Regions from separate parts of the Homo sapiens genome. Here regions 1 and 3 are each linked to region 2. The links are chromatin contacts, found by Hi-C or POLR2A ChIA-PET in ENCODE. All regions are on one chromosome and are shown on one strand. Each heading gives the region's core, a stretch centred on a gene start or an enhancer-like site at or near the end of the contact. The rest is flanking DNA. Distances are from core to core; before and after follow the strand shown. Region 1 has its middle 36 kb from the start of LINC02397. Region 2 has its middle 58 kb from the start of LINC02404. Region 3 has its middle 13 kb from the start of CLLU1-AS1.

Region 1 (2,952 bases), core at 115-2,614, 680 kb after region 2:
GAGACCAAAGGAAGAAGGGCCTATCAAGAAGCTAGCTCAGGCATATGATGATAGGAGTCTAAACTGAGTGGTGACAACAAAAATGGAAAGAAAGAGAGGAATGAGAGTAATTCCTCCAGGAACGAGTCATTAGGGTTTGGTGACTAGATTAATATAGGCATACGGAAGGTGAGGTTATGAAGAGTAAGTCTAAATAATTATAAGAATGGTGCTACAATATGGCCAGGCGCAGTGTCTCATACCTGTAATCCCAGCACATTGGGAGGCTGAGGTGGGTGGATCACGAGGTCAGGAGTTTGAGACCATCCTGGCCAACATGGTGAAACCCATCTCTATTAAAAATACAAAAATTAGCTGGGCGTGGTGGCACGTGCCTGTAACCCAGCTACTCAGGAGGCTGAGGCAGGAGAATCGCAGGAACCTGGGAGGCAGAGGTTGCAGTGAGCCGAGATCACACCATTGCACTGCAGCCTGGTGACAGTGCAAGACTCCATCTCAAAAAAAAAAAAAAAGGTGCTACAATAAACAGAATAGGGAAGTCAGCAGAAGGACCGAGTTTGAGTGAAGTGAGTAAGATGAAAGAAGATGAATATCAATCATATAAGTTGGATTAGAGGTAACAACATTGAAAGTGAATGTGTAGCTAGAGAGCAGAAGGGGCCTTAGCCAAAAATAATGATTTGAGGTTCATCTGCATAGAGGCAATAGGCAATTAAAATCCTGAGTGGTGGAATCCCACCACTTTGGGAGACTGAGGCAGGAGGATCACTTGAGCCCAGGAGTTCAAGGCCAGCCTGGGCAACATAGTGAAACCCTGACTCTGCAAAAAATGAAAAAAAATTAGCCAGGTATGGTGGCATGTGCCTATAGTCCCAGCTACTTGGGAGACTAAGGCAGGAGGATTGTTTGAGTCCAGAAGGTCAAGGCTACAACAAGCTGTGAATGCACCACCGCATTCCAGCCTGAGTGACAGAGTAAGATCCTGTCTCAAAAAATAAAGTAAAAAAATTAATTAATTAAAAAAAATAAAATATTGAGAGTTTGTAAGTTTCTAAAGAAGGACACAAAAGAGCAGTGTTACAGATGCTACTTGTTTCCAACATCCATTCCCCATCTTGACCTCCCTAACCAAATTCCCATTTGGTTCAGCTATACCCCACCTCCCTTCAGCCATGTGCTTCCCTCAAAGGTGTTTCCAGATACAGAGAGTGGATCCTGAGCAATCTAAGCCAACAGTGGTCCATCCCATCTCTCTCAGGAATGTGCACAGGACACAAAACTAGGTAATGAGACAGAAGTAAAGAGCCTAAGGAGGCAGATGGCTCCCCTGTGCCCCTGGACATTGTCCTATTTCTGTCCTAACTCAAAACCTGGAACTGCTATGCCATCCTCCGCCTCTGAGAGTCAGGCTTCATTGAGCAAAATCATCCCTTGATACAATGAGGAACCATGTCTCTGAAATTACTCAAGAACAACCAAACCTCTGAAATCAGTTTCAAACATCTAAAAACCAGTGAAACACAAAAAAGCCTTAGTCAGAAGCTAAGGAAGACAAAAAAAAAAAAAAATTAAGTTAGGTTCTAAACCAGGTGTCAGGAAAGTGAAAAGAAGCTGGAGATTTTGACAGAGCTTAGGACATGCTGGGGTGAAATACCCAAACAGAGATAAAGTGAACGAGACCTAGGAGACAACATTTGGAGGCAATAATCTTTTCTGACCAGCAAATTCAAAGAGCTGCTCTTCACGGGATTCCTGAGGTGATTCTAGGGACAGCAAAAGGTTATTTCTGAACTATTACACACATTCTCTTTTTTAAGAGAAATACTCACATCGACAGGGCAAGTCATTCCAAAACCAGCCTCGATACAGCTATTACTCAGATTCACCTTGTCAGTATGAAAATATGGGTTGAAATGGACTTTGCTACTTGAAATTAAGTGTGATCACACTCAGTAGCCAAGAGAAGCACTCCAATCCAAACTGCAATTATGAGAGGCTGGGAGCCACAGGGAGTGGGGTGTAGCATTCAGAAAAAGAGAAGGGGTTCATTCTCTGGGATTTTCCCTGTTTGCAGCCTGAATCCCACATGAATGTTCTTTCTCTTCCGTCATTCGTTTTTCCTGCGTTCAGCATCCTCTTCTCACTTCTCCCTCACAGTTATCTCTCCCTTGGAGAGAGTAATCTGGACCCTTGGGTGACAGTCATATGTGGCTTTCACGAGCTGCTGGAATTAACTAAAACTCACTCTTTCCCAATAAATCTCCCCTGAGCCGACACACAGCAGCTGCGAATTCCCAGCATGGGCCTGGACAAAATGCTAAGAAAAACTGGCTGTGTTCCTGAATCTTGCTCGTCATTGGTCCCCAAGAATCCTGGACATTGACACCCAGATATTCCAAAACGATTTGTGCTTTTCCAAGCTCGGCTCTTTACTTAACCTGCCTTGAAGATTTGGCACTATAATTTCCCAGAAGTGCAGGCTGGGCTTGTTTTGAGAAAAGGTGAAATGGACAAGAGACAGAGTTCAGAAAATAGTGATTAAATACAAACAGCACCAGCTATTAAGCAAGAGTCAAGGCCAGGAAATGCAAATAAAATTGCCGAGGGTTGTTTAGACAGTGGCCACTCAGAAGGAGAGGTAATATTTGGTTGTAAAGTGAGGCCACAGACATCTTTTCTGATTTAATGAATTTGTGATAGTTTACTTCTTTTCCCAGCTTTCATTTCATTTGTGGGGCGATGGCTGGGGGATGTAGGGGATATGGAAAGTTGAGCACAAGTGCACGAAGTATTTACTGGCTAAAGATGCCTATGCTTCTGCCAAGATTGTGTTTATTTGTTAAAAATATACTTCATTGTGTTGTTACAAAACTAAATCTGTCCCCAGCCCCCATGGAGACAGGGCGATTTGGTTTCAGGGTGAGGTGCCAGCTAGTGCTTTCAGGGGCATTA
Region 2 (2,752 bases), core at 249-2,748:
CAATAATACAAGAAAAAATATTATCTTAATGTCAATAGAAAAATGTGTTAAAATGTTTGCTATCAAGGGTTATTTCCTAATTTCCTTCATTATTCTTAAAAAACATAGTTGAACCATATCACCAAGTTCAATAAAATATAACCAAATTGTACACAGATCACATCTTTATTTATCCAACAGACACTTTCAAAACGTTATTTGTAAACATTTTCATACAAAAAAAGAGATGTAAATTTCTGACATTATTATTTATTTGTCCTTATTATTATTATTATTATTATTATTTTGATACAGAGTCTCACTCTGTCACCCAGGCTGGAGTGCAGTGGCGCGATCTCTGCTCACTGCAAGCTCCGCCTCCCAGGTTCATGCCATTCTCCTGCCTCAGCCTCCTGAGTAACTGGGATTACAGGTGCCCACCACCACACATGGCTAATTTTTTGTATTTTTAGTAGAGACGGGGTTTCACCCTGTTAGCCAGGATTGTCTTGATCTCCTGACCTTGTGATCTGCCTGCCTCAGCCTCCCAAAGTGCTGGGATTACAGGTGTGAGCCACCACACCAGGCCTGTCCTTATTAATTTTTATGATTGCTTGTGAATGAAAGCCCATCTTTTGGCTTTCCATTTTTGCATTTCTGAATGTTACCAAATTTCTCTATCCTCTGGATTTTCATGGTATTCTTTTTCATTGTTCTCTTTTGGAACTAATTACATTCCATCTTTATTTATTATCAGGGTCATTTTACCCTAAATCTTTGCCTTTAGGGCCATTAGCATAGGACTGCAAAGTAATATGGTAGTAAGTCATAGCTCCAAGTTTATCAAAACTATAACTGTCCACTGATGAAAACATTCCCCCATTGAGAATTAAGACCTGTACTTTGGCAGAACCTAAGTTCAAGGTAATGGAAAATGTAAATCTACAAGTGGGTTGGTCAGTAAGAATTATACTGAGAGGCTAATGATAATTTTCATTCATTGGTTCCAAAACTCATGTGTTCTAGCCCTTGAGTAAATACTTATTAGCCACAGGTTCAATGTGCACTTCACATTCTGCAAGACATTGTCCCTGAGCACGATTGGAGCATTTTCTAGGTCTGTCTCTTCAACCTCATATTCATTATTTATCAAGTGTGATGCATGCTGTCTCCAAAACTTTTCTCACACTTGACTCCACTAATACTGCTTTGTTTCAAGTCCTTTTCATCTCCTGCTTGACTTTTGCAATTGTTTTCTAACTGATCCTTTTGCTTTTTCTCTTTCATCCATTTTCAGTGGTGTCAGTAAGCATGATCCAAATGAAATGGACCTCCTGCCCTATTTCTAAACCTGCATTTGGAACTGCTTCCTATCCCTATTTACTTTTTACTGTATTACTCATTACTCCACCTACAGCTTCAGCTGACTCTTCGAACTTGACCACTGGCACCACCTTTTGCTTACTTTGGCTGCATTTTTCGAACTGTATTTTAAATCCTCCCTCTGGCAACACTGCCTTAAGCTATCTTGGTCCAGTCTACACCAGGACTAGGACAATGAGGTCTGGACTGGACTACTGTGGACAGTTCTCTTGCCAAATATGCCCTGGCCTGCCAAGAAAGACTTGGACTTTTCACCACTGAAATGGCTGTTTGTTATGCCATGGATGCTTTATATATGCAGTCTCTGTCTAAATGTCCTCCCTTGCTCCCTACTGGCAGGATTACCATTCAAGAATCTGCTAATGTATTGCCTTCTCTAATACATCTCCCCTAGGCACAATAAAAGTATTCATGCATTCTTATAATACTTGACACATAGCAGTCATAGTACCATTACTCTCAATGGCAAAACTGCAATTACTTTTGCACCACCTAATAAGATTTGTAAATGTTTATTACATGCTGGTCTGTGTTAATCACAGGTATTTCACTGGCATATGTGAATCAGTCAGCTCCCAAACTCTGGACTTCTTAAGGGGGGAAATCTATTCTCTTTTCCTTCAATGTCTTTCCTTCATTGTAGCCCAATTCAAGGCCATATAATTAGTGTTCATAAACACTGAACTAAATTAAATCAAATTGTTTGAGATATACTCAGTTTACCATCTTTTCTTAGACATAGTTAACAAAACAGTAATTTTTCCATATTATGCCACTTAACACATTCAAATTTCAAACTTAATTCTTGCCTGAGTCATTCTTCCAGATGACTGGGTTCAGTCATGCATAGCAATTCAATTTACCCTGATTTTAACCTCTTGTTACAATAATGGCTTCCAGGTCAACAGAAAGGACTTTAAAAGCTATTCCAGTAAGGATTGGTGAAGGTGAAGGGAGAGGAGAACAGGCAATAGCCCAATCATGTTTGGTACATGGCATGTTTGCTGTACTTTCTGTCGTGTGTGTGAGGAGCTCTGTTTAACTGACTTGAGGACTGAAGTACTGAACAAGCAAAGAATTGCTCAACTCCCTAGGTAGGTGGGTCTCAGTCAGTATTGAACAGGCAACCCTGTCATTTCAGTGTGATCTGTACTTGTTGGGAAATTGCTGTATGGTGTATGTACAACGTCTTTGCTGCTCACCAAGGTTGAAAACATTTAGTAGTCCACCCATGGGAAACTGAGAGTCTGTCTAGCCTCCAGCCATTGAAGCTTGAAACAAATTAAGTTCCCATCTCTCTCCTGGCTATTTGGGTTTGAACAATCTCTAAAGTGGTCTAGTAAACAGGCAGACAAGACTCCACTTGAGATGTAACCCTGTGTATAACCTA
Region 3 (2,801 bases), core at 154-2,653, 630 kb after region 2:
ACATTTATCTGTTCACAAATTATGCATTGATTGCCTATAATAACTAAACTTGAGGAATGCTTATTACGTACCACGTACTATTCGAAGCACATCACAAGTAGTAACTCATTTCATTTTTATAATGACTCTTTGAGGTAAGAACTATTATTACCATCTCTGCTTTACAAATGAGGAAATTGAGGCATAGAGACGTAAAGTCACTTGTTCAAAGCCTAGCATCTGGGAAACAGTAGAGGTGGGACTCAAACTCAGAAAGCCTGGCTATAGGCTCTGCTCTGCTGTCTCCCGGGATTGGCCACATGCTAAGCATTGGGGCAACAGCAATGAGGCCCATAGGGTTTCTGCTCTCAAGGAGATCACTATAAATCAGCCCCGGGAGATGATCCCTAAAAGAGAAGTACGTCGTTTGCAAAATGACAGCACAGACGCACGAGTTCTGAACTCTTCCTCAGAGTTTGGGGAAGTTGTTTAGCCCTGCTTTCTGCCCTCTCTATGGGTCACACACATACTCCGAGTGAAGAATGACGGAGTTACCCATCTTCTGGCTCCTTCCCGTGACACTGGCTACCCTATGCTAAAAACCAGCCCCCAGATTCCACATCCCTGAATGTCTTATTTACAGGTTCTGTCATTTTCATGATAACCTTTCTAATGTTCTAAATTTCCTTTCTGTGGGTTGTCAAGCAAATTCATTCTCGGCAGTCAGTAAGAACTCCTTGTTCAAAATGCCACACATTACAGAGTCAATGATTCTAAACACATTTTTTTTTAGTGCATCCAACTTATAAGCTGCAGTGCTAGAAACAAATTCACACTCCCTTTACACTACAGTGCCATCTTTTCCGAGGGTGGGGCTCGCGTTTCTTCACCATCCAGTTTCTCATACGTAGATTATGATTTCTGCTTTTGCCAAACAGGACATTGTTTGACCAAGTCCTTATGGGAGGAAGCACAGCCCAGTGAGCAGAACAATGATTTGAAAGTCCTGGGTTCTATTTTCAGCTCCTCTGTTGACTAGCTGCGCATTCAGCCCTAGGAAGGTCAAAAGCAGAATGGCCTTGCTTTGACGACTTTCTCTGCATGTACAGCTCTAGATGGAAAATATATCAGGCATCTGGCTCTCAGCCTTGAGGAGCTGGTCTTTGGAGAATACATGTGTAGTCACACTTTGTTTTCATTTTTAAAGCAAAAGAACAAAACAAACTCTCTAGGGGGAAAATGGGCTGGTAGAGAATGGAAGAGAGAAACCTAATAACATTTTAAACAATCCAGGAGTTAAGGGATTGCTTGAGTCATTCAGATCAAAGAAGGCTCTTTGGCACAAGTTGGAGTCTCCGGCATTTGAAAATGGAAGAGGCAAAGAGGAGGAAGCTTTGAGAGACTTTTTCAAACCGGGACGGTAGCAGATACTCAGAACTCTGCCTGTAGGGACCAGGCGGGGAACTCAGGCAGGTTAAGGCCTGTGGGCAAACTGGAAAGCCCAGGCCACCTGTGAAGTGGTCTGCTGCTAGTGATACCAGATGCTTGTTGTGGAAGAAGGAAGTTACTCTTGCCAGAACAGCTGAATTTTCAAGAGAAACTGAACATTGAGATTTTTGTCATTAGAACCCCTGATTTTTTTACATGATGAAATCTAATCATCATTTTTAAACTTTTAAAGGGGCACTGAGCAGGCAAGATCAAACATATAGCCTAAGCAATGTACTCCCCATGTCTCTTCTATATGTAGATGGGGTGTGGTTCCTTAAGGGCTTTAGTTGTATGTTCTGTGAATGAATAGAGGCTAGATTCCAGACAAAAATGATTAGCAGTGACTCAACTTTAGCTGCACTTTGGAATACCTGGGTGTTACCTGGGACTGCAGCCTGAGCACTGGGATTTTATAAATGCTTCTCAAGTGATTCCAGCATGCAACCATGAATAAGAACCACTATGTTAGGATATTGCGAGAAGGTTTAAGCATTACAGAAAGTTGGGTTTTAACTTGATAAGATACATAATCTTATCAAGACACATGTGATCTCTGAACATGGATCAGGGAATTGACATTCAATATAAATGGCATTTTCTTTTCTTTTTTTAGACTCTTTTGAGAGTTCCAGTTAAAAACTCTCTAGCATCATTGCTGATGGCCGTAATTAATATCTTTGGGTTCATTAGCAATCAGCTAACAACAGACATCCATTGGCAAAACAAGGGTATAGTGGTAGAGGTCAAACACAACGAAAGCCAAAGGACAAGTGCAAGCCCTGAGCACAGATAAGTATTTACAGGGAAAATTAACTTTTTTTCTGATGGCCATGAAGCAAAATAGACAGTAGAGCAAAGGGAGCCTTTTACAAGAGCAGTTCAATCTTTGTCCACATTCTAATGGCTATAAAACTCACCATGAAGCTAGCAAATGGTGCATACAACTAATACTTTCAGTCTTTTCTTCCTTATTTCACAGGTCTTATGCATTATAAATAACACGACTAAGTCTCAGCGGTTGTATCCATGGCTAGTTCTTATTTCAGCTTTGGTTCCTCTTGCTATTTACTATGTTTCTCATAAAAGATGTTAGTGTGGATTGAGTATATGAAATCATGTACAATGGAATGTTAAATGGGGCATTCCCTCTTGTCTAGGTATATCAGAAGAGGCCCAATACACTTGGTGCCAAGGAAGCTCACCTTCTAAAACCAGATGGTAGCTTGCCTATAAAAGGATACACTAAGAGGTTCTACCCAAGTTATCACATTGGCAGCCTCCAGCTTATCAAGAGAGACTTTAAAGAACTTGGCAGTGGGGATCTTTCTAGA

What was found. A loop is a pair of places that touch in the nucleus more often than their neighbours do. ChIA-PET counts read pairs that join two places held with the same protein, here RNA polymerase II (POLR2A). Pooled maps may share reads with other maps.
Region 1: a loop to region 2 is called in a map with no recorded cell type, with 2.4 times the contacts of the local background. The contact joins two enhancer-like sites. A Hi-C loop is called at or near these places in 4 of 37 single-sample maps with no recorded cell type and 9 of 50 pooled maps.
Region 3: a map of B cell shows a loop between it and region 2 (2.8-fold over the local background). The contact joins two enhancer-like sites. A Hi-C loop is called at or near these places in 1 of 168 maps with a recorded cell type or tissue (B cell) and 2 of 50 pooled maps. POLR2A ChIA-PET finds 5 or more read pairs at or near these places in 1 of 52 experiments (activated B cell).

The regions. Positions count from the first base shown.
Region 1 is chr12:92,501,272-92,504,223 of GRCh38, forward strand. No RefSeq gene overlaps it. Among named protein-coding and RNA genes, the nearest start is that of LINC02397, 36 kb to the left of the region's middle. RefSeq lists an enhancer at 1,557-1,806. Within about 2 kb of position 1,365, at least 6 of the 41 ENCODE cell types and tissues checked have a DNase peak (open chromatin) inside an H3K27ac peak, as active enhancers do.
Region 2 is chr12:91,816,218-91,818,969 of GRCh38, forward strand. No RefSeq gene overlaps it. Among named protein-coding and RNA genes, the nearest start is that of LINC02404, 58 kb to the right of the region's middle. Within about 2 kb of position 1,499, at least 3 of the 41 ENCODE cell types and tissues checked have a DNase peak (open chromatin) inside an H3K27ac peak, as active enhancers do.
Region 3 is chr12:92,444,493-92,447,293 of GRCh38, forward strand. No RefSeq gene overlaps it. Among named protein-coding and RNA genes, the nearest start is that of CLLU1-AS1, 13 kb to the left of the region's middle. RefSeq lists enhancers at 1,091-1,200, 1,521-1,590, 1,721-1,790, 2,521-2,770. Within about 2 kb of position 1,404, at least 13 of the 41 ENCODE cell types and tissues checked have a DNase peak (open chromatin) inside an H3K27ac peak, as active enhancers do.